Linked DNA regions of Homo sapiens: region 2 is linked to region 1. A link is an interaction called in ENCODE POLR2A ChIA-PET data of the cell type or tissue named here. Cell type or tissue: Panc1. All regions are shown on one strand. Each heading gives the region's core, and the rest is flanking DNA. Links, peaks and the distances in the headings are about the cores only.

Evidence for each region. ChIA-PET counts read pairs that join two places held together with the same protein. Peaks named below come from ENCODE experiments on the same cell type or tissue, not always from the same donor. Only the 100,000 strongest peaks of a DNase experiment are listed, where the experiment ranks them.
Region 2: POLR2A ChIA-PET joins it to region 1 with 12 read pairs; 3 of 35 experiments call an interaction of 5 or more read pairs at or near these places.

What each region holds. Positions count from the first base shown.
Region 1 is chr10:103,151,759-103,160,688 of GRCh38, forward strand. All of the region lies in intron 3 of NT5C2 (5'-nucleotidase, cytosolic II), which reads right to left. Among named protein-coding and RNA genes, the nearest start is that of NT5C2, 37 kb to the right of the region's middle. In Panc1, for the core only: no CTCF peak of the experiment used is centred there; no DNase peak of the experiment used is centred there; H3K4me3 peaks cover 1,003 bases; H3K27ac peaks cover 3,988 bases.
Region 2 is chr10:103,347,945-103,356,762 of GRCh38, forward strand. PCGF6 (polycomb group ring finger 6) reads right to left here and starts at 3,196. Exons shown (of 10, transcript NM_001011663.2): 1 at 2,763-3,196; 2 at 956-1,055; 3 at 772-868. The coding sequence starts at 3,122. RefSeq lists enhancers at 2,424-2,929, 6,551-7,105 and a silencer at 3,095-3,324. In Panc1, for the core only: no CTCF peak of the experiment used is centred there; a DNase peak (open chromatin) is centred at 3,441; H3K4me3 peaks cover 1,806 bases; H3K27ac peaks cover 1,824 bases.

The sequences.
Region 1 (8,930 bases), core at 231-8,230:
TGAATGTAAGAATTTTTTTCATCCCCAAGCACAAAATGTATCCATTTATTTCTAAAGATAGCATAGAGAATAAAACTTAATTGATGTCATTTATATACTCCATGTACTTCAAATGCACTTATTATCCATTCGGACAGTACAGACATTGCTCCAGAGGCTCCTAGAGATAAACCTAAAAAAAAAATCTGCCGTTACAGTGTCCTAGAGGGGTAATATAGGTCCCTCCAACTTTCTCTAACTAACCAAGTCTAACATATACTTTACCATAGGGTAAAAATTAGCACTAACTACTTCCAAGAACTTTAACCGCGTCTAGAAATACAATTCATCTTAAATCTACAAACTATAATAGCTTTATAAACAACCCTGTGTACAAGATTGACAAACATACTAGCACCTGTGATAGTCCTTATCATAAAAATGGTTTAACACCTACCTATCTATAGCCAGTGGTAGAAGGAAAGAAAATATACCAACCTAAAAAGGCAGTCCTTTAAGAAAATATACCAATCTAAAACAGCAGTCCTTTCATAATTTTCACATTTAAAAGAAACCTCAAATTTCTAGTGATGTCATAAAAGGTCTAAAAATAATACAGAATTACTTATACCCCTGGTTGTTCTCGTTATTCAATAATGAAATCTAAAAATAGCAGTAAAGTGGGCCAATTTTATTTTGTTCATAATCAATACATGATTAGATTAAAATAAGTTGTAAATGTGAGGCTCTGGAACCACTTCAAATTTTCTTACAGAACAAAAGAACTAGAAAGATAATTAATAGATTCCAGAAAAATAAAAACTAAACTTTTACTGTATTTTTAAAGAATTTTTTTGAGAGATTTATGTCCTATTTTATTAAAAGAAACATCTCTCTAAAATTAACCAGGTCTAGTTATGCCTGAAGGCTAGAAATGAAATAACCAACAGTATGCAGTTATTAACTTATCACTTATTATAGTGGTCACAAAAAGAGAATCAGTAATAATTCAGACTCTGAAGCATAAGAGAAAATAATACAAAAATAATATGGAACTATCTTATATTGCAAAGCAAATTAGAATAGGGAATTCTACTCTAAATTATTTTTTGCCTACATGCCCCAGAAACAAAATCATAGGCTGTTTTTCACTAAATATTTCACACCATTTTCTAAAGGTACAACTTATTTTAAAACGCCATTGAATTTTTAAGCTTCCCTCAATTCTTCGGTAAACCACCGTTTGCTTCCAATCTTGATAAATACATTCTGCAGAAAAACAAAATGAATTTACCACAGAGTAAACAAAGTACTTATATCTTACAAAATTCCTATTAAGATTGCCCTTACTCAGTGCTGTCTTTCAAAACAACAATAGCAACTTTATAGTAGATTACACATGAAACACTATAAGATTTGGGCTGAATTTCTTTCAATCTCTGCCTCTACCTCCACTCTCGGACTGGTAGCACTGCTTATTAATCTTTTAATTCATGCAGATGATACCTCTTCACTGAGAAAAATGAAAGAGAAAGAATAATAAAATCACTTACCCTTCCTTAGACATTCTCAAAGATCTACTTCCTCTGGATGAGAATACAGGATCAACAAACAAGCTTCACTGATCTCTTGAGAACTGTAGCTCATTTGTTAAAGCACAGAGAACTCAGGCCCTGAGAGGCCCAACAAATTTGGGCACAATGCCGAACCCTAACTAGGCAATATCTCAGTGACCAATATCCTCAGCTTTAAATACTTGAAAACTTAAGAATAATTTTTTTAAAAATTTCAAGACTAGGAAAAATAACTAATGGCCTGAACTGTTTAAGGCTGGCCAGTTAAGGAAGGAGACAATCCAAATGGCAAGTTCCTGTAAGAGACAGGAATCGTTACTGGCAAACACAGAAAAAGCAAATTTACCCCCTAATGAGGCCCTCCAACAGTACGCAAACAATGTGAGTTTCACAGAATCAAGCAGCCCTGGTCGGTCAAAATCATTTTTAGTTTACTCTGGGAGCAAAAAACACAGGATAAATAATTTTATGTTTTAATTATTAGTGTAGTTATTTCCTCCCTCAGAAAATAAACAATGTGAATTACAAGAGAAGGAAGTATGTGCAGATCATATTACAGGAGGAACCTAAAGTATTTCCACAGCGAGGTATTTTTTTTTCTGACTTCATTAACTGCTTTTAAACAAAACATCTGCGTTCACAAATATTTCACTTAATCGCCTGAAAATTTCAGCTCATGTGAAAAGATATTTACAGATCTTTGGCATATGGGGGATAAATCCAGAACATTCTAAAGGTTAATTCCAAATCTCAGAGCAAACTGAGCTTTGAAAAAAAAGAATCTGTAACATTCCTGCCTCCCGACCAATATAATGCATAGGGATTATGCAACAGGGGAAGAAATAAATAAGTCTGCTAAAGTCTAAGAACATTGAGATGGCAAATCCTCCTCACGGTGATTCAAATTAAAAATAAAATACATATACCTTAAAGAACTACTACTTGAATTAAGGCTTAAAATTTTTAAAAGCTTTATCCCTTTAAATATTACCTAAATATCTTACCATAAAGGTTTCTTTTTGTTATTAAAATGTTTAAATAGTTACTAAGTAATTAAAAGCACTACTAAATACTATAAATTCAAAATAAAATTAAGGGATAAAAGACTTTAAGGTAGAAAAAATAAAAAAGAAAAAACAAAAGAAAATTATTTTCAGTTTATTTAGAAAAGCAGTATGGTGTAATGGAAAGAGAATGGGCACTAGAAGAACTAAGGCTTAAATTCCAGCTCCTCCACTTTCTGGCTTTGGAACTTTGAATAAGTTACTTAACCTAAGCCTGAGCGTTTTAATCTATAAAAGGGAAGATAACATCTGGTAGGGATGTTGTCTGTCACATGTAAGCGCTCCAAGAACTATTACTGAGGGTAGGGGAACAGGAAAAGCAACTGGATTATCAGGCATTGCCTCATTAATATATCTCATGGGAAATACTTTTTTAAAAAATCTAAATCTCAAGTTTTACACAAATATGAAGGATTTCCATTGACTATCCTCAAAGCAAATTCCATAACTACAAGAATACAAATTGAATATGGAAAAATGATCTAATCCTTAAGGGTGCCAACTTCCCATGGATTCCCTAGATTTTCAGCTTGTGGTATCACAGCTCAGTGCAGTGGAAATAAATGTAATTACTATTTTAAGACTTTACTATTGGCAAAGAGAAAGGAAAACAAAAATTATCACTTGAACTGAGGGTACACACTTACAGAAGCTTCCTGTGCAAAAGGTAAGGCATTGTCTAAAGATGATTAGCTCTTTCAAACTCCATGCATACATTAAACAAATATTTACTGAATGTCTGTGTGCCAGATACCAGTGATACAAAGATAAACTTGGAAGTCCTTGATTTTAAGAAGCTAGTGAGAAGGTCCATTCAAAAGTAGCTATGAAGTAGTGTGTTAATAGTAGTATTAGAGATACGCACAACAGAGAGGGACATATAGATCCTCTTGGCTGAGTCTTAGAGATAGGATGAGATACTGTTTTTTAAAAACTGACACTGTGCTAAGCTCTTTATTTATTACCTCATCTAATCTTTGCAATAACTCTATGAGGTAAAGTTATTCCAGTTTAAAAGATTACAAAATTAAAATTTACAAAACTTAAATGCTGGGATTCTAAAGAAATGGAACAATCCAAAATGCCAACCCTAGCCCCAAGCTCTTAATCACCAGGCTAAAAGTATTAGCAGCAGGCTAAGAGGAAAAGAAGAGGTCTCCAACAGAAGAGGAACCATGAACAAAAAGCAAAATGACATAAACATCATGATGTGTGAATAAAAACAAAGCTATGAGCCCGGGAGGTCAAGGCTGCAGTGAGCCATGATCACACCACTGCACTCCAGCCTAGGTGACAGAGCAAGACCCAGTCTCAGAGAAAAAGCAAAGCTAGATACAGTTGACAGAACACAGAATCTGAGGAAGAGAACTGCTCAACACAAAAGTGGACAGAAAAAGATCAGTCTTAGAGAGTCTTGGCGGGGTTAGAATTTATCCTGTTGCATGCTCGATGTGATATCACTAAAGGATCTAAGCAGGATTATAACATTATTTAAAAAATGAATTTGGCCAGGTGCCATGGCTCACACCTGTAATCCCAGCGACTCAGGAAGCTGAACTGGGAGGACTGCTTGAGGCCAAGAGTTTTAGACCAGCATGGGCAACATACAAGATCCTGTCTCTACAAAAAAAAATTTAAAAATTAGCCAGGTATGGTGGCATGCACCTGTAGTCCCAGGTACTTGGGAGGCTGAGGTGTGAGAATTACTTGAGGTCAAGGTGACCACAGTGAGTTATGATCATGCCATTACACTCCAGCCTGAGCAACAGAGTGAGACTCCATCTCTTGAAAAAAAAATTTTTTTGAGGAGGACAAGGCTGAAGGTGGGGAGACCTACGGGGGGATACTGCTGTAATCTAGGACAGCGATAACAAGGGCCTGGACCATGGCAATACTATCAGGAATGAAAAGGCCAGAGTCTAGAAATAATTAGATTCATTTTAAAGTATGCATGTGTGCTTAAATAAGACACTAAAATTTGAGCATGGTGACTATATTATTCCTCACTTCTTGGATCTATGGTGGTAATATTTAGAAATTGCTTCCTAATAATGGATGTAGTAACAATTAAAGTCCTCTTTTAAAAAGCTTTCAAGGGGCCACGTGCCGTGGCTCATGCCTGTAATCCCAGCACTTTGGGAGGCCGAGGCGGGCGGATCACCTGAGGTCAGGAGTTCTAAGACCAGCCCAGCCAACGTGGCGAAACCCCATCTCTACTAAAAATATGAAATTAGCCAGGCATGGTGGCGCATGCCTGTAATCCCAGCTACTCGGGAGGCTGAGGCTCGACAATCACTTGAACCCAGGAGGCGGAGGTTGTGGTGAGCTGAGATCACGCCATTGCACTCCAGCCTGGGCAACAAGAGCGAAACTCTATCTCAAAAAAAAAAAACTTTCAAGGGCCAGGTACAGTGGCTCACGCCTGTAATCCCAGCACTTTGGGAGGCCGAGGCAGGCAGATCACGAGGTCAGGAGATGGAGACCATCCTGGCTAGCACAGTGAAATCCCATCTCTACTAAAAATACAAAAACTTAACCACGCGTGGTGGCACGTGCCTGTAATCCCAGCTACTCGGGAGGCTGAGGCAGGAGAATGCCGTGAACCCATATGTCTCCCAAAGTTGGTAGGTAACATTTCTGATATGCCTTTTGCATAATTTTGACTTTTAAATGTATATTACTCTTATATATATTATATATAATAATGCTATAACATAGGATGTATTATGAAATGTTGTATTATGTTAAATTATTTAAAAATTAGATCAATAGAATGAAAAAGAAAAAAACACTTAACTGAAAGCAAACAAATGAACCTAATTATACTGTATACAAATACCCTAACCATGCTGTAGAGAAAAAAAGCAAGAACGAACTAATCCAAGGAACTAAAAAACACAAAGTCTAAGCCTTTAGACTTTGGCAGGGTAAGGTAAGAAAGTGGAAGAATGGCAAATAAATCCTGAACTTTTTAGGTTTGTTTGTTATGGTATGAGTTAATCAACTGAAGCAATTTTAGATTAAGCAAACTAAATATGTTGATGATGTCAGGAGCCAGGGCTTTCACTGTGGAACAAGAGATATACAAACATGGAATGGGAGTGAACAAGAAGGAACTTTCCTAGGATGGACTAGCATTAGATGTAATGGTGTGAACTCATGATTTCTACAATACATATAAAAATGCATACCCAGTGAAAAATGCTACACAAATTAAGGTAAAGACATCTTTAGAATATGCCACTCAACATCAGCAGAATACACATTCTTGTCAAAAGCATAGAGATTATTCAAGATAGACCACAGAGTAGCCCATAAACCAAGACACAGTAAATTTAAAAGGACTAAAATCATGTAAAATATGTTCTACAACCACAATGGAATGCAAGTACAAGTCAATGACAAAAGAAAATTTGGGGCCAGGTGCGGTGGCTCACACCTGTAATCCCAGCCCTCTGGGAGGCTGAGGCGGACAGATCGTGAGGTCAAGAAATTGAGACCATCCTGGCCAACACTGGGAAACCCCGTCTCTACTAAAAATACAATAATTAGCTGGGCATGGTGGCACGCACCTGTAGCCCCAGCTACTCAGGAGGCTGAGGCAGGAGAATCGCTTGAACCCGGGAGGTGGAGGATGCAGTGAGCCAGGATCGTGCCACTGCACTCCAGCATGACAACAGAGCGAGACTCCATCTCAAAAAGAAAAAAAAAAAAGAAAATTTGGGACATTCACAAATATGTAGAAATTAAACAACACACTCCTAAATAATAGAAATCACAAAGAAAGCTAGAAAACGCTTACAATTTAACGAAAAAAAGGACATAACAAAATCATTGGGGTACAGCAAAAGCAGTGCTCAGAAGAAAATTTATAGCTGTAAATGCACATATTTAAAAAGAAGAAACATCTCAATTAATAGCCTAGCCTTCCACATTAAGAAATTATAGAAAAAGAAGAACAAAATCAACCCAAATCAAACAGAAGGACAGAAATAATATATTACAGATTAGAGCAGAGATTTAAATATATATATACAAAATCTAAAGCACTGGAGAAAAATCAATGCTTTTTCTTTAAAAACATCAACAAAATTGACATTTAGCTAGACTGACCCAAAAAAAGAAGACTCAAATTACTAAAATCAAGAATAAAAGCAGAGGCCAGGCACGGTGGCTCACACTTAACAATCCCAGCACTTTGGAAGGCCAAGGCAGGCGATCACTTGAGGTGAGGAGTTCGAGACCAGCCTGGCCAACATGGTGAAACCCTGTCTCTACTAAAAATACAAAAATTAGCCAAGCATGGTGGCGGGCACTTGTCATCCCAGCTACTTTGGGAAGCAGAGGCAGGAGAATCGCTTTAACCCAGGAGGCGGAGGTTGCTGTGAGCCGAGATTGCGCCACTGCACTCCAGCCTGGGTGACAGAGCGAGACTCTTATCTAAAAAAAAAAAAAAAAGAAGAATAAAAGCAGAGACATTACTACTGACCTCACAGAAATAAAAACAGATATAATACTATAAATAACTATATGCCAACATATTAGGTAACCAAGATAAAACAGACAAAAGTAGTACAAGACTTGTACACTAAAGACTACAATACCTGGAAACACACAAATTACCAACATTGACTCAAAAAGAAATAGAAAATCTAAAGAGATCTATCAGTAGTAAGGAGATTAAGTCAGTAATCAAAAAACTTCTAACACTGCCAGGTGCAGTAGCAGATGCTTGTAGTTCCAGCTATTCAGGAGGCTGAGGCAGGGGGATCACTTGAGGCCAAGAGTTAGAGGCTACAGTGCACTATGATCAGGCCCGTGAATAGCCACTGCATCCAGCCTAGGTAACAGAGTGAGACCTCATCTCCAAAACATGCACACACACACACACACACACACACACACACACACACACACAATTAGAGCTAATAAACAAGTTCAGCAAAGTGGCAGGATACAAGATTAATATACAAAAAACCAGTTGTGTTTCCATAAACTAGCAATGAACAATCCAGAAATAAAATTAAGAAAACAATTATATTTACTATAGCATCAGAAATAATGAAAGACACCAGACTGGACAACATAGCAAGACCCCCTTCTCCACCAAAAAGAAAAAAATTTAATTAGCTAAGCATGGTGGTACATCTATAGTCCTAGCTACTTGAGAAGCTGAGGTGGGAGAATCACGTGAAGCCAGGAGTTCAGGGTTACAGTGAGCTATGATCATGTCACTGTACTACACCTTGGGTGACAGAGCAAGACCCTGTCTCTTTAAAAAAAAAAAAAAGAAAGAAAAGAAAATACTTAGGAATAAATTTAACAACAGAAGTGCAAGACCTGTACAATGAAGACTACAAAATACTGTTGAAAGAATTAAAGAAAATCTAAATAAATGGAAAGACATCCCATACTCATGGATCAAAACACTTAATACTATTAGGACAGCAATACTTCTCAAAGTTATATATAGAGAGAGTCAATGTAATTCATAACAAAATCCAGCTGGCTTTTTTATATAAATTGACAAGCTGATCCTAAGATTCATATGGATATAGAAGGGCACCAGAATAGCCAAAACAATCTTGAAAAAGAAGAGTAGGTTGCTGTTTTTCAAAACTTACTACAAAGCTGCAGTAATCAAGACTGTGTGCTACTGGCATAAGGACAAATAGATCAAACAAATATAATTCAGAGTCCAGAAATAAATTCATACATCTATGTTCAAATGATACTTGACATGGGTGCCAAGACCATTCAATGTGAAAAGAATAGTCTTTTCAAAAAATGGTGCTAGGACAACTGGATAGTCATGTGCAAAAAAATGAATCTGGACCCCTATCTTATATAATAACAAAAAAAGTAAATGAAAATGGATCAAAAACGTAAATGTAAGACCTAAAGCTGTAAAACTAACAGAAGAGAACACAGGAGTAAATCACTGTGACTTTGGAATAAGCAATGGTTTCTTAAACATGTCATGAAAAGCATACTCGAAAAAAGAAAACATACATAAATTGGACTTCACCGGTATTAAAATAACATGTGTTTCAAAGGACACTACCAAAAAAGTTATTAATGAAAGTCAGCCCACAGAACAGGAGACAATATTGGAAAATCATGTATCTGATAAAGGTCTAGAATCCAGAATATATAAAGAACTTTTACAACTCCACAATATAAACAACTCATTTAATAATAATAGGCAAAACACCTAAACAGACACTTCACAAAAGATACACAAATGGCCAGTAAGAACATGAAAACACGCTTACCATTACTGGTCATAAGGGCAAGTAAAGACCACAATGAG
Region 2 (8,818 bases), core at 1-8,000, 200 kb after region 1:
GTGAAGGTAGTAAAAATCAATAGTATTTGTTGAATAACAGTAATCTACTGTTAGTATTTTTCCCTCTCTTAAGAAACTGAGTATGAACTGGAAATTTGAATAATAAGCCACAATGAGCTAATGACAAATGGGCTTTACTAAAGAGGCCAGTTGTTTCAGGTATTACTTCTAAAAAAACAGAATTTGGAATACCTATATACTGGAAATGAAAAGCCTAAACTAGCCTCATTAACCTGAGTAAGTGATGGGATTAAAATTCTCAGGAAAAAGGCCTGTGCCTCTTTTAAGTCCTCAGCAGATATTACAGTGCCTAGTACATAGTAAGTGCTCTATACATATTTCTTAAAAGAATATGTAGTTCCCTTTTAATTTTGAGAGAGGTCAAGAGTTTTTTTGTTTTTTTTTTTTTTGAGATACTCTCATCAGTCTGTCGCCCAGGCTGGAATACAGTGGCACGATCTTGGCTCCTGCAACCTCTGCCTCCCAGGTTCAAGCGATTCTCCTGCCTCAACCTCCCAAGTAGCTGGGATTACAGGCATGTGCCGCCACTCCTGGCTAATAGTGGAGATGGGGTTTCACCATGTTGGCCAGGTTGGTCTTGAACTCCTGATCTGAAGTGATCCACTCACCTCGGCCTCCCAAAGTGCTGGGATTATGGCATTAGCCACTGAACCCATCCTGAGAGGTCAATAATTTATTCCAACTATATAACTTCAAGCTTTCAGAAAAAGTATATTTAAAATACAATTGTAATTTATATATTCTTCTTACCTTATGTTATAAAGAGGTTGTGTCTGATGTACTACTATATTGCATTTTGGACATCTGTTGCTGTAGTAAAAATGTCTTACGATGCAGCTTTTACAAACTGTTGAAAAAGAATGTTGAAGTCAGGATGCTTTCAAGACATTTCAAAAACTGAAAAATTATTCAGAAATGTGATCGGTATGCTTACAGGTATGAAGACATTCTGTGATGGTAGTTGCATCTATTAAGTAACCTTTGCAAATGGAACACAAGATGTATGGGGTCAGCTCAGAGAGATTAATCAGGCGCTGCAAATAAACGGAAACAGTTTTAAAATACAAGTCCTTGCCTTTTACAAATTCTTTTTTTTTTTTTGAGACAGAGTCTCACTCTGTAGCCCAAGCTGAGTGCAGTGATGTCATCTCGGTTCACTGCAACCTCCGCCTCCTGGATTAAAGCGATTCTCCTGTCTCAGCCTCCCGAGTAGCTGGGATTACAGGCGCGCACAACCACGCCTGGCTAATTTTTGTATTTTTAGTAGAGATGGGGTTTCACCATGTTGGCCAGGCTGGTCTCGAACCCCTGGCCTCAGGTGATCCACCCGCCAAGGCCTCCCAAAGTGCTAGGATTACAAGCATGAGCCACCGCGCTCAGTCCACCTTCTTCAAAACCTTAAACCATAATCTCAAAATGTCATTGCAACATGGAAACATACACCTCCAACCCATTAAAAGACTACTGAAAGTTACAATAATAACACAATATAAATTATTGTTTCTTTCTTTCCGTTTTTTTTTTTTTTTTTTTGAGAGGGAGTCTGCCTCTGTCGCCCAGACTGGAGTGCAGCGGCAAGATCTCGGCTCACTGCAACCTCCGCCTCCCAGATTCAAGTGATTCTCCTACCTCAGCCTCCTGAGTAGCTGAGATTACAGGCGCGTGCCACCACGCCCCGCTACTTTTTGTATTTTCAGTAGAGAAGGGGTTTCACCGCTTTGGTCAGGCTGAACTCCTGACCTCGTGTTTCGCCTGCCTCGGCCTCCCAAAGTGCGGGGATTATAGGCGTGAGCCACACCGCGCCCAGCCAAATTATTGTTTCAAAAGGATCTTTACGCTGGGCGCAGTGGCTCACGCCTGTAATCCCAGCACTTTGGGAGGCCGAGGCGGGCGGATCACGAGGTCAGGAGATCGAGACCATCCTGGCTAACACGGTGAAACCCCGTCTCTACTAAAAATACAAAAAATAAGCCGGGCGTGGTGGCGGGCGCCTTGTAGTCCCAGCTACTCTAAAGGCTGAGGCTGGAGAATCGCTTGAACCTGGGAGGCGGAGGTTGCAGTGAGCCGAGATCGCGCCACTGCACTCCAGCCTGGGCGACAGAGCGAGACTCCGTCTCAAAAACAAAACAAAACAAAACAAAACAAAAGGATCTTTACTGCCTAGTAAGCAGTAGCTTCAATAATTATACAGGACAGGCAACGTGGCTCACGCATGTAATCTTTCGGAAGGCCAGAGAGGGAGAATCTCTTGAACCCAGGAGTTCGAGAACAGCCTGGGAACATAGGGAGCCCTCCTCGCTACAAAAAAAAAAAAAAATGTTTAATTAGCCCGGCGTGGTGGCGCGTGCCTGTAGTCCCAGCTACTCCGGAGGCTGAGGCGGGAGGATCGCCTGAGGCCAGGAGTTGGAGGCTGCAGTGAGCCATGGTCGCGCCACTGCACTCCAGCCTGGGAGACCCTGTCTCAAAATAATTATAATTATTAACAGAACGAATGAGTTGGACTCGCAGAGCCTAAGTGACCTGCAAGAACTTCACAAAATAAGCGGGTAAAGACCCAGGCCGGGCCGGAGGCCTGTCGGCGCCACACGCCTAGGCAGCCGGGGCAGAGGTCGGGGGAGGTCCGCTCCAGTGCTCCGCGCGGCGGCGGCGCACTAGGATCGGGCCGGCGCCCGGCAGACGAGGGCCAGCTACGTCCCTGACGCCGCTTGGGCCCAGCGGGGTCGCGCGGGGGCTCTAAATACCTCCTCCTCGTCCTCCGAGTCCTGCCGGCCTCCCTCCAGCCTCAACGAGAAGTGACTCATGTCCTCCTCCTCCTCCTCTTCTTCCTCCTCCAGCTCCTCTTCTTCTTCCAACTCCTCGTCCTCGTCCTCGAAGCGGCCTCTGAAGCGGCCCAGGCTGCGCTCCGGCTCCAGCTCAGGGGGCCGGGAGCCGGAGCAGCCGGGAGCCCCCGTCTCAGACAGAGGCGCCGGTCCCTCCTCACCCGCTGCGGGTGCAGGGGTGAGGGCGGGCGGGGAGACAGGAGGCGGAGGCGGCAAGGCTGCAGCTCCCTCGGTTTTGGCAGCGCCTACGCTGCCCGCCGTCACCACCGCGACCCCCTCCATGGTCGGGAGAGACACCAGGCGAGGCGAGGCGGCGGGAGAGCGCGGGAGTTCGGCCGGCCTCGGACGCCACCACTGCGCAGGCGCGGCAGCCTGAGGGGCTCGCCGGGAAATGTGGTTTAGCGGCCCTCACCTCCGCGGGGCGCAAACCCTGCAGCTCCGGGGCAGGCTGCGGGGCGCGCGGGCCGCACTTTAAAGGAATCTCACCAGATTTTCTCCTTGGAAGGGGACGCTCTCTTCGCCGCCTTTTAAAAACAGCAAAATTGCTACCGTTCCAAGCAACAATATTCTGTTTGCATCACCTAATTCACAGAGCACTGAACTAGGTAGCATGTGACGTTGCATCACAAATAATAATCATTTCCACTTGAGTACCAATTATGCATTTCCTCTGTGGCAAATCACCTCCATCCAAGATTATTTCCCTTAGGAAGTATAAAGTTCCTGTTCTGAAGTATGTACGTTTATTTATTTTAAGGAATTATATAGTGTATTGATACAAGGTGAAAATCTAATCACTACTCAAAGATCATCCATGTCACCCCATCCCATAAAGCCCATTATATTGAATTCGAAAAGCTTTTTTTTTTTTTTTTTGAGACAGTTTCGCTCTTGTCGCTCAGGCAGGAGTGCAGTGGCGCTCACTTGCAACCTCCGCCTCCCGGGTCCAAGCGATTCTGCCTCAGGCTCCCAAGCAGCTGGGACTACTGGCGCCTGCCACCACGCCCAGCTAACTTTTGTATTTTCAGTAGAGACAGGGTTTCACCATGTTGACCAGGCTAGTCTCAAACTTCTGATCTCAGGTGATCCACCCGCCTCAGCCTCCCAAAGTGTTGGGTTACAGGCCTGAGCCAGGGCGCCGGGCCCAACAAACATTTATTGAGGGCCTACTGTAGCAGAAACTCAGACCCACCCAGGTACAACCCACCCCATTGCCCAATTTTATTAAGAGAGGTTTGGAGTTGGCTTAACATTATTCTTGCTAGTCCGGGCGCGGTGGCTCACACCTGTAATCCCAGCACTTTGGGAGGCCGAGGCGCGCAGATCATGAGGTCAGGAGTTCAAGACCAGCCTAGCCAACATGGTGAAACCCCGTCTCTACTAAAAATACAAAAATTAGCTGGGCATGGTGGCGCGTGCCTGTAATCCCAGCTACTTGGGAGGCTAAGGCAGAAGAATCACTTGAGCCCAGGAGGCGGAGCTTGCAGTGAGCTAAGATCGTGCCACTGCACTCCAGCCTGGGCTACAGAGTGAGACTCCATCTCAAAACAAAACAAAACAAAACAAAACAAAACAAAAAACAAAAAAACCATTATCCTTGCTAAGATAATGCCAGCTAATGTCACGATGCCTGCAAGAAAGATTCGGGAAGTCAAATGCTCCTAATCAAATAATGCCTGGCAAAGTCACATTTAAGAGCTGAATGTGACCAGGCACAGTGGCTCCCGCCTGTAATCCCAGCACTTTGGGAGGCTGAGGCAAGCGGATTGCCTGAGGTTGGGAGTTAGAGACCAGCCTGACCAACATGGAGAAACCCCATCTCTACTAAAAATACAAAATTAGCCGGGCATGGTGGCGCATGCCTGTAATCCCAGCTACTCGAGAGGCTGAGGCAGGAGAATCACTTGAACACAGACGAGGTGGAGGTTGCGGTGAGCCGAGATCACACCACTGCACTCCAGCCTGGGCAACAAGAGCAAGACTCCATCTCAAAAAAAAAATAAATTTTAAAAATATGGCCAAGCGAGGTGGCTCATGCCTGTAATCCCAATGCTTTGGGAGGCTGAGTTGGGCGGGTAACGAGGTCAGGAGTTTGAGACCAGCCTGACCAACATGGTGAAACTCCATCTCTACTAAAAATACGAAAATTAGCCGGGCATGGTGGTGCACACTTGTAATCCCAGCTACTCAGGAGGCTGAGGCAGGAGAATCACTTGAACCCGGGAGGCGAAGGTTGCAGTGAGCCGAGATCGCACCACTGCACCCCAGCCTGGGCGACAGAGTGAGACTCCGTCTCAAAAAATTAAAATACAATAAAATAAAATAAAATAGCTGAATGTGTGCCAGGGGTGGTAGCTCATTGCCAGCCTGGGCGCCAGAGCGAGACCCGGTCTAACAACAACAAAAAAAAGAAAATGCTGAATGTGTTGTCTAGGGAATTGATGAGGAAATCAAGTCATGGTGTTTCCTTGGGGAACAGTGAACCAAGTTAAGTATTCCCATTGCTTCTGGACCAGACCCCACCTCTCCTTCTCCAGTCCCAACGTCTGGTCAAGTTTGAGATACTGAAGTCTGCAAGACCCAAGAAGGAATGGAAGGAAGAAAATGTCTTCTAAAACATGGAGGAGGTGTAGACTCCAGAGGGCTGGAAATAAAAACGACTATAGTATTGAAAAAGAGTGCCTCAAGTGGATGTTGGTGGAGCTCTACAGTAATTCCACATAGTCAGAGTTCAAGAACAGCCTGGGCAACACAGTGACAGCTCATCTCAAAAACAAAAACAAAACATGCAATCCAATTTCAAAATGGACAAAGAATCTGAATAAACATTTTTCCAAAGAGACTATATCAATAAGCATAAGAAAAGATGGTCAACATCATAAGTCTTCAGGGAAATGCAAATCAAAATTACAATAATATGCTAGTTCACCCTATTAGGTTTTTTTTTTTTTTTTTTTGAGACAGAGTCTCGCTCTGTTGCCCAGGCCAGAGTGCAGTGGCATGATCTCGTCTCACTGCCACCACTGACTCCTGGCTTCAAGCAGTTCTCGTGCCTTGGCCTCTCAGTAGCTAGGACTACAGAAGTATGCCACCACACCCAGCTATTTTTTGTAGACATGTGGTTTTGCCATGTTGGTCAAGCTGGTCTCGAGCTCCTGACCTCAAGTGATCCATCTGCCTCTACCTCCCAAAGTGCTGGGATTACAGGTGTGAGCCACTGTGCCCGGCCTACTTCACCCATTAGGATGGCTATAATAATAAACAGATAATAAAAAGTTTTGTGGAGGTTGTAGAGAAATGGGAACCCTCACACATAGCTGGTGAGAATGTCAAATGGTGCAGCAACTTTGAGAAACATTCTGGCAGTTCTCAAAAGGTTGAACATAAAGTTACCATGTGAGCCAGCAATTCCACTCCTAGGTATATAAAGAAAAATTAAAACATATGTTCACACAAGAACTCTTACATGAATGCTCATACCAACATTATTCATAGTAACAAATAATTAGAATGAACTCCAATATCCATCAACTGATAATGGGTAAATAAAATCTCATTGATCCACTCAGTGGAATATTATTTAGCCACATTTTATTATTTCATAAAAAATGAAGCAATGGGCCAGGCGCAGTGGCTCACGTCCATAATCCCAGCACTTTGGGAGGCTAAGGTGGGCTGGCGGATCACTTGAGGTCAGGAGTTTGAGACCAGTCTGGCCAACATGGTGAAACCCTGTCTCTACTAAAAATACAAAAATTAGCCGGGCATGGTGGCATGCGCTTGTAGTCCCAGCTACTCAGGAGGCTGAGACAGGAGAATCACTTGAACCCAGGAGGCAGAGTTTGCAGTAAGCCAAGATCATGCCACTGCCCTCCAGCCTGGGCGACAGAGCAAGACTGTCTCAAAAAAAAAAAAAAAAAAAAAAGCAGCAGCAATGGCCAATCAGCATATGAAAAACTGCTAAGTATCACTAATCATTAAAGAAATGCAAATCAAAACCACAAGGAGGCTACTCATGTCTGTAATCCTAGTACTTTGGGAAGTAGAGGCGGGCAGATCACTTGAGGTCAGGAGTTTGAGACCAGCCTGGCCAACATGGTGAAATCCTGTCTCTACCAAAAATATAAAAAATAGGCCGGAGGAGATGGTTCACGCCTGTAATCCCAGCACTTTGGGAGGCCAAGGCGGGCAGATCACCTGAGGTCTGGAGTTCGAGACCAGCCTGACCAATATGATGAAACCCTGTCTCTACTAAAAATACAAAATTAGCTAGGCGTGGTGGTACACACCTCTAATCCCAGCTACTTGGGAGGCTGAGACAGGAGAATCGCTTGAACTCGGGAGGAGGAGGTTGCAGTGAGCCGAGATCGCGCCATTGTACTCTAGCCTGGGCAACAAGAGTGAAACTCCATCTCAAAATAAAATAAAATAAAATAATTATATATATAAATTAGCCAGACATGTTGGCATGAGCCTGTAATCCCAGCCAAGATCACACCACTACACTTCAGCCTGGGCAACAGAGTGAGACTCCACCTCAAAAAAAAAAAAAAAAAGACAAATACTATATGATTCCACTTATATGCGATACCTAGGGTGGTTAAGGTCATACAGGCAGAAAGTAAAATCCTGGTTACCAGGAGCTGGGCAGAGGAGGAATGGAGAGTTTCTGTTTTACGGGTTTGGAGTTTCAGTTTGGGAAGACGAAAAGAATCTGGAGATGGAGGGTGGTGATGGCTGTGCAACAGTGTGAATGTACTTAATGACACTGAACTGTACATTAAATATGGCTAAAGTGGTAAATTCTATGTTTTAGATATATTGTACCACAATATAAAGTAATACATATGATAAAGAATTAAGGCTGGGCGCAGTGGCTCACGCCTGTAATCCTAGCACTTTGGGAGGCTGAGGTGAGTGGATCACCTTAGGTCAAGAGTTTGGGACCAGCCTGGACAACGTGGTGAAACACTATCTCTACTAAAAATACAAAAAATTAGCCAGGCATGGTGGCGCATGCCTGTAATCCCAGCTACTCAGGAGGCCGAGGCACGGGAATCGCTTGAACCCGGGAGGCAGAGGTTGCAGTGAGCTGAGATCGTGCCATTGCATTCCAGCCTGGGCAACAAGAGAGAAACTCTATCAGAACAACAAAAACAAAAAATTAAAACAACATGAGAAAGTATATAAAATAAAATATTGAAGTCCTTTCCCATAATCCCCGTTCATGGACTTGAACACACTTACACTTTCTAAAATACCTGGTATTACACCATCATATTCTTCAGAGGACAACCCTGTGAAAGCCAGCGCATACCTGATAATTACTTCCATACTTCTAGCTGTGGAATTCGTGGGTCATAAGGTAGAAACATTTGTATTTTGGCCACATGTTGAAATTGTCAAGTTATTATTTTAGTGAAAATAGGCCTTTTTTTATTGCTGTTGACAGTGTAATCTGTACAACCTTAAAGAAAGCAATTAGGCTGGTGTGTTGGTCCATGCCTGTAATCCCAGAACTTTGAAAGGCCAAGGCAGGAGGATTGCTTGACCCCAGGAGTTCCAGACCACCCTGGCAACATAGTGAGATCCCGTCTCCACAAAAATAAAAAACATTTAAAATTGCCCACAGTAGTAGCACGTGCATGTAGTCCCAGCTACCTGGGAGGCTGAGGTGGGAGGATCACTGAGCCCAGGAGGTCAAGGCTGCAGTGAGCTGTGATCATGCCACTGCACTCCAGCCTGGGCAACAGAGTGAGATCCTGTCTGAAAAAAAATTAAAAATAAAAATGAAAAGAAAGAAATTAGTTAACATATAACAAGAAACTTAAAAATATGTACAACTTTAGACAGGCAGGATGGCTCACACCTGTGATCCCAGTGACTCAGGAGGCTGAGGCGTAGGATTGCTTAAGCCCAGGTATTCCAGGCTGCAATGAGCTATGACAGCATCACTGCACCTAGCACTCCAGCACTCC